Linked DNA regions of Homo sapiens: region 1 is linked to region 2. A link is a loop called in an ENCODE intact Hi-C map of the cell type or tissue named here. Cell type or tissue: sigmoid colon. All regions are shown on one strand. Links, peaks and the distances in the headings refer to the core of each region. The heading gives the core; the rest is flanking DNA.

Region 1 (4,394 bases), core at 141-4,140, 200 kb after region 2:
TCTACAGAAGCAGATGCTGCTACACTTCCTGTACAGCTTGCAGAAACATGAGCCAATTAAACCTCTTTTCTTATGAATACCCAGTACCAGGTATTTATTTTTTTCTTTTTTCTTTCCTTCTTTCTTTCTTTCTTTTTTTTTTTTTTTTTTTTTTTGAGATGGAGTCTCACTCTGTTATCTAGGCTGGAGTGCAGCAGTGTGATCTCGGCTCACTGCAGCCTTGACCTCCTACCTCAGCCTTCTGAGTAGTTGGGACTACAGGTGGACGCCATAACATCAGGCTAATTTTTGTATTTTTAGTAGAGACAAGGTTTCGCCATGTTGGCCAGGCTGGTCTTGAACTCCTGACCTCAAGCGATCTGCCCACCTCAGCCTCCCAAAGTGCTGGAATTACAGGAGTGAGCCAACACGCCTAGCTTCAGGTATTTCTTTACAGCAATGCAAGAACGGCATAACATACTCTCCTTACCTTCTGCTGCTACCTGAGCTCTCTCCTGGATTGCAGTGACAGCCTCCTAGCTGATCTCTTTACCTCCACAGTGTCCTCTAATCAGTCATTCTCCACGCTGCAACCCGAGTGATCATTCTGAAAAGTAGATCTCCTCATGCCACTTTTCTTCCTAAACCCATTCAAAGACTTCCCGTTTCCCAGAGGAGAAATTCCAAGCACCTCCCCTTGACATAAAGGACCCCATTAGACCCTCCTTGACCTGACCCCTGCTGGTCCCTTCAGTCCTACCTCTACTTAGTCTACCTTGCACATACATCTAGTCACATTCAACTGCTTCCAGCTTCTCACACACACCAGGCCGTTTCACATGTTTGTGTCTTTGTTCCTCTTGGTTGTGCTGCCTGTAATACATTTTCCATCTTTATTCATTTGGACACAATTTATTTTCTGAACTCAGTTTAGATGTCTCCTCCTCCAAAAAGCCTTCCCTAGATGCCCAGGCTGGGTCTAGTGATCCTCCCCTCTGCACCTGTAACACTTTGTACCCTCTGAAATTGCCACTTACCACTCCATAAAAATATTAACTATTTGTCTCTCCAGGTAGATGGAAAACTCGTAAGACAGAATCTGAGTCTAATTTGTCTTTGTATCTCCAGAATCCAGCCCAGTATTTGGCATGTAATCTGTGTTCAATAGATATATTTTTGCAGTGAACTGATACGCACGGTGACATGGTTTGGATCTGTGTCCTCGCCAAATCTCATGTTGAAATATAATCCCCAGTGTTGGAAGTGGGGCCTGGTGGGAGGTGTTCGGATCATGGGGGCAGATCTCTCATGAATGGCTTAGTGCCATCCTCTTGGTGATGATTGGGTTCACACGAGATCTAGCTGATAAAAAGTGTGTGGCACCTCCCACTCTCTCTCTTGCTCCTGCTCTGGCCATGTGATATGCCTAATCCTGTTTCTCTTTCCACCATGAGTTAAAGCTCCCTGAGGCCTCCCCAGAAGCCAAGCAGGTGCCAATGTCAGGGTTGTACAGCCTGCAGAGCTGTGAGCCAATTAAATGTCTTTTGTTTACAAATTACTCAGTCTCAAGTATTTCTTTATAGCAGTGCAAGAATGGATGAACACACAAGGAGACAGAAAAGCTTGCAGAGAGGGCAGTATATAGACAGGGCTTAAAAGTGGCTGCTAAAATGGGACTGGACCGGTGCCTGTGAGCTCAAACACAAGTTCACATACTCTCCTCAAGCAGGCCTAGCATCCACCCCCCTCCCTAGGGTTCCAGTTTGGTTCTAAGTAGTTTTTGGCTCACAGCATCTTTTGTTGTTCTCTGCACTGCAGAGATATTTGCTGTCACTTTGTTGTCAGACCCAGGAAACGTTGTCTGGCTCCCAGAGGTCAGTGACTCATGGACTCACGGTAGACACACAGATTGTTTGTGAGCTAGGGCTTGCTGGAGAGTATCTGGATAAACAAGAGAAACCCAAATCAGGCTGTCTCTCTGCCTGCTGAGAGCACTGTTTATTGTTCCAGCCTCAGTGTTTGGAAATGTAAACCTCTGGCTGACTTTTCACTCCTCTGGCTTCACCACAGAGTTCAGAAATCCACTGTGGCCACAAAGGCTGTTTTGGAAGAGCTTTCTCTCTTTAGCTGTCTCTGCAGTTTTAGGATGCTGGAAGCCATTTGCTTTTCTGATTTAAGAACATTTTTCCTGGAGTGAGGGAGGGAAAGTCCAGGGTCTGATTGGTGAGGCTGCAGGGGTGGAACTGGGTCACCTGGACCTGGGATGCCTGCAACTTGTGGGCTGGCTGGTTAAACCATGAGAGGGGACAGGCCCCCCTCTCTCAGGTATGGTCCTGGCCTTTAGTCCTGGTCTTTCCCACAACTAGGGCCCTTACCTGATTGTTGGTGCCAGCTCAGACCCTGGGAGTCTGGTATTATGGTTTCTCATTTCCAGAAATGTTTCTTTGGGGTCATTGGTGTCAGGTATGGGGAGATAAAGTATGGCTCCTTTTCTTAGGAATTCATAGTCTAGTTGGAAAGAGAGAGAAAATAATGAGTAGTGGTCAATGCCCTAACAAGGCTAGGAGAAGATTCCTCGAGAGCACAAAGGGGACAGAGTAACTTAGCTTGTCTGGGGAGGTGGGTGACTTGGACCAAATCCTAAAGTAGGAGCAGGAATTCCCCAGGAGGGCAAACCCTCTATGGTGCCAACCATCCAGCTTACATTGGCACTCACTAAACAGCAGCTATCCACCCCCAGTAATACTCAGCAACGCTTACGAGGTGAGAATTTCCCTATTATTCCTTCACCTGCAACTCAAAGCATTCATAGTCCACCAAAATTACTTTCTCTTTCTTCACTATTTTAACTGCAGACAAGATGCAGTCTGGATCAGAGTTTAAGTTGGTCCTCAGCTTTTAACACATCAGATCCATCATTAGTAAGGACTAGAATTTTACCCAGAAGCTGCCAGGCCCAATAGTCTCTGATACAAAAGCTGCATTTTTTCTCCTGACTCCTGAAGGCTGGAACATCAGCAGGGCTGGAGATAGAAAACAGGAGCCCGACATTTTAAAAACCTTTGCAGCATGGTGGAGCTGCTCTTTAAATACCGAAATGCACATGCTTAAAGACTAGAAGCCGTGGCTGCATGCAGACTGTGTCAGAAGGAGCTGGAAAAGCCAACCCGGGCTGTAATTAACAGGATCTGTAATTGTGGCATAAATAAGAGCCCAGGCACTGACAACTATTGTTATTGAAATGTCATGTTTTGAATGCAAAAATACAGTTAAAATGTAGGGAAGCTGAGTGATATTAATGTATGCAAATACGCTTTAATTAAAGCTCAGCAACCACTGGCTTAAAGAACTTGATTTAAATACTTAAGCAAATATTATAATGGCTCCTATGACAGGTGACATAAATGGTAAATGACACTGCAAACACTACCAGGAAATATCTACTCCCAGACCTCTTTACGTGTATGATGTTGGCTGAAGAAAAGCAGAAGTTCCCAGCGTGGGAATTCTCCAAACTGATCTCTGGGATATCTGGGGTTTGTGGGAACTTGGGCCCTGGGTATTAAGGCCTCTTGAGGGCAGGTCTAAGAGGGTATGAATGGAGCAATGACCACACTTGACTGAAATGACCTGTTGACCAGCTGCCTCCTCTATCAGACCTTTAACTATCTGAGGGTGGCACTTATGTTGATTATCCTCACTGATTCATAGTTCTTTTCCTAGCCCCTGGCTCTGTGCCCTGCACATGGTTATATAGTGCTCACTATATATTTGTCGAGATGAACTTTTCTGTATTTTTACCCCTGGAACAATATTTAGTGAGGAAATTTGACAACCGCTGATGGATCTCAAGGTCCATGCCCTCTCTGGCACCTTGACAATGCTGCTTCTTAAATGTACAGCCAGTCTCTATGTCTCTGTCTCTCCTCTGGCTGGAATCCCAGCAGTCTACCTTCTCGGCAAAGAGAACAAATCAGTGTTGCACCTTCCAGTGGAGGATGTGCGCTCATTAACGGATGTCTTAATTACATATAAATTGGTAAGGGCAGGTCTTGAGAGGTCTGGGTTCTTGCTGTGACATTCAGTATTGTGAAATTCAGAAATGCTTATGGGAAGTAGTACAGATTATTTTCTAGTAAGCAAGGATCATTTTAATGAGGGTAGAAGAAGTTCAAACAAATAAATGTTTAGAGTTGCCGGAAGATGTGGAAATAGAGACTCAATCTGTACAATTTACTAATTCATCATGCTAAAGATATTATAAATATGCAGTGAGTCTTGTAAGATAAAAGATATATAGTAATTTTGTGTCATATTCAGAGTGGGATAAGAGAAACCATGCCTTGGAGAAGATAATCTTTTGTGATCACACCTTTTCTTCAGTGATTTTTTCAAAGACAAAATAATGTAGAGCT
Region 2 (4,394 bases), core at 129-4,128:
ATGGAAAGCCTTCTACCCTTCTCAGTGCCCACTATCTCCTCCCCACACCCCAACTCAGGAGTGGAGCTCTCTGCCTTGACCCCCAGCTCAATTACTGGGATTCTCCTTCCCCTGATCCCGGCAGACACACCTTCTCAACTAGGCTGCAGGCTTCCCCAAAACAAAACCCCTGCCTATTTTACATATCACTGCACATCTACCTGGGGCTTGGCTCCCAGTAGGGGCTTAATAAATACCCGGTGAACGAATGAGCAGTTAAGCAGATCCTCAGATCTCACATTGGTCACCAGCTTTGTGACTCAGCTGCTCAATCAAAGTCAATGTCAATTGGGTGCACAAAATCAGTCCATTAGTTAACTGGAATCAGCCAAATAATAGGGCAGTTGCTTGACTGAATTTCTAAACTGGCCACATGAAACCTGTGTGGTTACAGTCTCAGTCTCCATGAAAACTTTGGGGCTGCAGTGTTACTGCACAGAAGGTGTGTCCACCCCACTGCTTTCTGGTAATGATGGAAGTTTTTTCCCCCCATTTATTAGTGATGAAGGGTTTGTTGGAGATAATTGTATTTTTAGCAGCACAGTTAATGAACTAGCTAAGCATCAATAGATGAAATCATAAAACCATTAAACACCAAGAGCAATAATGGGAAACTGCGTCTGGTGGTAATGAAATTAAGTGTCTTTATGAGGTCACTTTATTACTTTTCTCCTCGGCTCTCTTGCCCTCCCAAGTACATGGTGACTGCTGCTCCTAATTGCTGTTTCACTAAAATGCACAATGCTCTCCATTTTGTGTTTTAAATTCCATGTATTTCTAGGGCCTTCAGGATCACTAAACCCTCCACCAAGAGAATGCAATAGAAGTGGCGGTTATGAAAGTTTCTGGAAGTGGCCCAGTAGTACAGAAGAATGAGGATAGCAGAAAGGGTTGAGAAGGAATTAAGAAAGACCTGCTGGACTTTACTGAGCCCACACTGATGAGTCATGTGGTCAAGGTTGAGCCCATGCAACTTTGGCACAGCCTCCAAAGCCAGGGCAAAGTCACTCACAGAGGGACTGGATGGCTATGGTTAGACCTGTGCTTGAACCATGCTTTTCAGCTTGGGAGCAAACTCATATGCATAATTTCCTTTGACCCTGTGACAATCCCATATGATACGTTTTTACTCTCACTTTTCAGATGAGGAAACTGAGGCTCATAGAATCACCCGGGTCCTGCTGCTGCGTAGAGGGCAAAGCTGGTGTGCTTTCCCCATGCCAGAGGCCTTAGGGGTCTGGAGCCCACTCACTTGCTAGTGATTTAAACCTTGTGCAACCAAACTCATGGCACCATACTTAATGCAATAATTCAAGAAACATTCTTTGAGTATCTACTGTAGGCTAGGGATACAATGAGCAAAACAGAATCCTTCTCTATCCTCAGGGAACTTAGATGTACCTGGGGAGAGTTCCACAAGCAACAACGTGTGGTGAGTTAGGTGAATCAGAGAGAAAGCACCATGTTACGGAAGCTGCTGGCAGGAGGCTCCGATCTCATCTACAGGACAGAGAAGCCTTCCTGGAGGAAGCAAGGTTTGAGATGAAACCTGAAGGGTAGAAGATAAATAGATGAAGGAGGGGGAAGAGCACGCAGGCCAGGAGGAAGCCTGCACAAAGGCGTGTCTAACATGTAAGAGAAATTGGTGGCTGAGGAACTGGATTGATTTAGGAGGCATCATCAATTGATAAGGCTAAGGAACTGATTCAATTGTGGGGCTCATGGAGAGACAGGAATTAGGAACCCGCTCCCCCCACAACCCCAGTTCCTGACGTGGCCACCTGTGGGATGGCAGTGCATTTACTGAGACAGGGAGTGCTGTGGAGGAGCCTAATAGTGGAAGTGAGGTTGGGAGAAGATAATGAACGGTTATCTTATCTATGGTGATGAAAATGAGCCCTAAAAGGCAGTTCAGCTGACCCAGCTTTGTTATGATCTCAGGGCCAAGAACTGAATTAAAGCCCCGATGTAGACATGGTGTTAATTATTTCATTGAGGCCACCCATTAAGGCTGTAAACACTGAGTTTGTTTCCACCCTACTGAGAAATCGAAAGGACAGAGTGAAGCTTCAACATGATCGTCACCAGCTGGAACAATCAGGCTTAACACGATGAAATTTAACAGGGACAAATTTAAATTACACTCCTTAGGTTCGCAAAATCTGTTGTTTCTGTAAAGGATGAAAAACCTGACTTAACAGCAGCTCATGTCAACAGAACCTAATAGAGTCAGTTGGCTATGAATTCCACACAAGCTGACATGGTGATGTGGCTGGCCTTTTGTAAGGAACATGGCTATACTGCAGCCAAGCAAGGATAGGCCGAGGTAAACATCCTGCGTGACTCAGCCAGTTTATAGCGCAGGAGCATAGCTCCACTTGTTGTATAATCACAGCCATGTAGCCATAACATGGGAAGGCTCATCACTTGGCTTGGAGCCACTATCATCTGTAAAAGGTATAATTTCCCTGCTGACACTGTACAGGCATGCTTGTGTCCAGAGAAAGAGAGAGAGAAAGCCAGAGCTGTCTGTTTTGTAAACGGACATGGGGGAGCCAGGACACAGCTTGGCTTGCTTGTGCCCGTAGGGCAAGAGTTAAGCTGCTAACCCTGAAGAGAGAGCTGGTTGTGCAGCTGTATGTGGGAGCCACCGGAGCAAGCAGCCAAGACGGAGACAGTGTAAGAGAGATGCTGAATAAAACCACATTTCACCTACTTACGGCCCCCTAAGAGTTCTTCCTATCCATCCGCCATTCATCCACCCACTCCCTTAGGACCTCAGCATGGGCTGGAACCTGACCTTAAACTTAACACCCTTCTTCCACTTCTAATGTCCCCTTGATGTATGAGATATTGGAGAGGAACCCATGAAGCTTCCTCTGATCAGGATAGAGAAGAACCTGTAAGAAAAGTGCAGCAGCCAAGGAGAGAGGCCAGCTCAGAGATATGTCTGTAGGGAAGTCAGGGCTGGCTTGTAGGCTCGAATGTTGGGGAGCTGCATGCCATGTGATTGGAGGGTGTCTCTAACAAAACACCTGAAAAAAAAAGAGGCAAGGGACATAATTCTTAGCTAACAAGGGGGCCTCAGAGAGAGGGATTTGTTAGGGCTAGGAGAAGAAGGAAGGATGCACCAAGGAAATGATAAAGGATGAAGCATTGCAGAAAAGCCAATTGCTGTATTAATTCATTTCAGTCATGTGTTTGAGCTCTGATTTTGTGTATAGCCCTATGCTGTGGGAAATGCTATGAAACAACAGCCACAGAGTCAACAGCGCTGATTGGTATGGCTCAGATGACCAGTGCTGTTCAGAGGATGGTGAGGGGTCACCAGGGAAGAAGCCATGGAGGAGCTGAAGCTTGAGCAGGCCCTTGATGGAAGGGGTTGGGGAAGATGTCACTGCAGAGCGTGAGCTGGGGAAGATGAAGAAATCAGCTGACTGGAGTCTTCAGAAATGGGGTGGAATAGGTAAGGGAAAGCCCAGATCTGGGCATGCTTGGTGGGCCAGGGAGGAGCTGAGATGGGTGGAAGGTGTGGAGGTGAGCTCTTACCTGGGGAATACAGAGTTCGTGGAAGGGTCTCCTGGCTCCTGGCTGGTGAAGCTGAATTGAATAATGACGCTGAACCTATAACTTTCCTCTTGATTGTTTTCTCTCATCGTAGCGTGTGCCCTGTGTTGTTGACTACCCTTGTGTTGTGCTGATATTCCATCACAGAGGTGAGTGCCCAGAGAACGGTAAGGAGGGAAGCCCAGAGGAAAGGCTTTGCGGGGAGAATCCCCACTGCTTTCTTATGGGAAATCAAATGAATGAGATAGGGGTGAGCAGGTAATATCTAAATTGTACAGAGTCCCCCTTCTTCCTTCTTTTCTTCCTTTCTTTCTTCCCTGGTATGGTTTGAATGCATCCCCCCAAAGTCATGTGTTAGATAGTCCCCAAGGCAAGTGTTGTGAAGTGGGACCTAATGGGAGGTGTTTAGGTCATGAGGGCTCTCCCCTCATGAATGGATTAATGCTGCCATATAAAGGGTTTCTGGGAGTGGGCTCTCTCTCATCCTGCCTTCCATCATGTGAGGACACAACGTGCAAGGCACCATCGTGGAAGAACAGAATGTCTTCATCTGACATCGAACCTGCTGATGCCTTGACCTCAGACTTCTCAGCCTTCAGAACTGTGAGACAATAAATTTCTGTTTACAAATTACTCAGCCTGTGGTATTCTGTTATAGCAACACAAAAAGAAGCCACCCCCCATTCCTCACTCCCTCCAACCTTTACTGAGCAATAGCTGCCTAACTGTTTTGTGCTAAGGGATGGAGATACAAAGATGACTGGAACACAGTTTCTGCTCCCTAGGAG

Evidence for each region. Hi-C counts contacts between places; a loop is a spot of excess contacts. Peaks named below come from ENCODE experiments on the same cell type or tissue, not always from the same donor. Only the 100,000 strongest peaks of a DNase experiment are listed, where the experiment ranks them.
Region 1: a loop joins it to region 2, with 2.3 times the contacts of the local background. A loop is called at or near these places in 1 of 110 quality-filtered maps.

What each region holds. Positions count from the first base shown.
Region 1 is chr11:112,562,641-112,567,034 of GRCh38, forward strand. No RefSeq gene overlaps it. Among named protein-coding and RNA genes, the nearest start is that of LINC02764, 9.0 kb to the left of the region's middle. In sigmoid colon, for the core only: no CTCF peak of the experiment used is centred there; a DNase peak (open chromatin) is centred at 1,890; H3K27ac peaks cover 860 bases.
Region 2 is chr11:112,362,751-112,367,144 of GRCh38, forward strand. No RefSeq gene overlaps it. Among named protein-coding and RNA genes, the nearest start is that of LINC02762, 94 kb to the left of the region's middle. RefSeq lists an enhancer at 2,743-3,942. In sigmoid colon, for the core only: no CTCF peak of the experiment used is centred there; a DNase peak (open chromatin) is centred at 2,401; H3K27ac peaks cover 2,615 bases.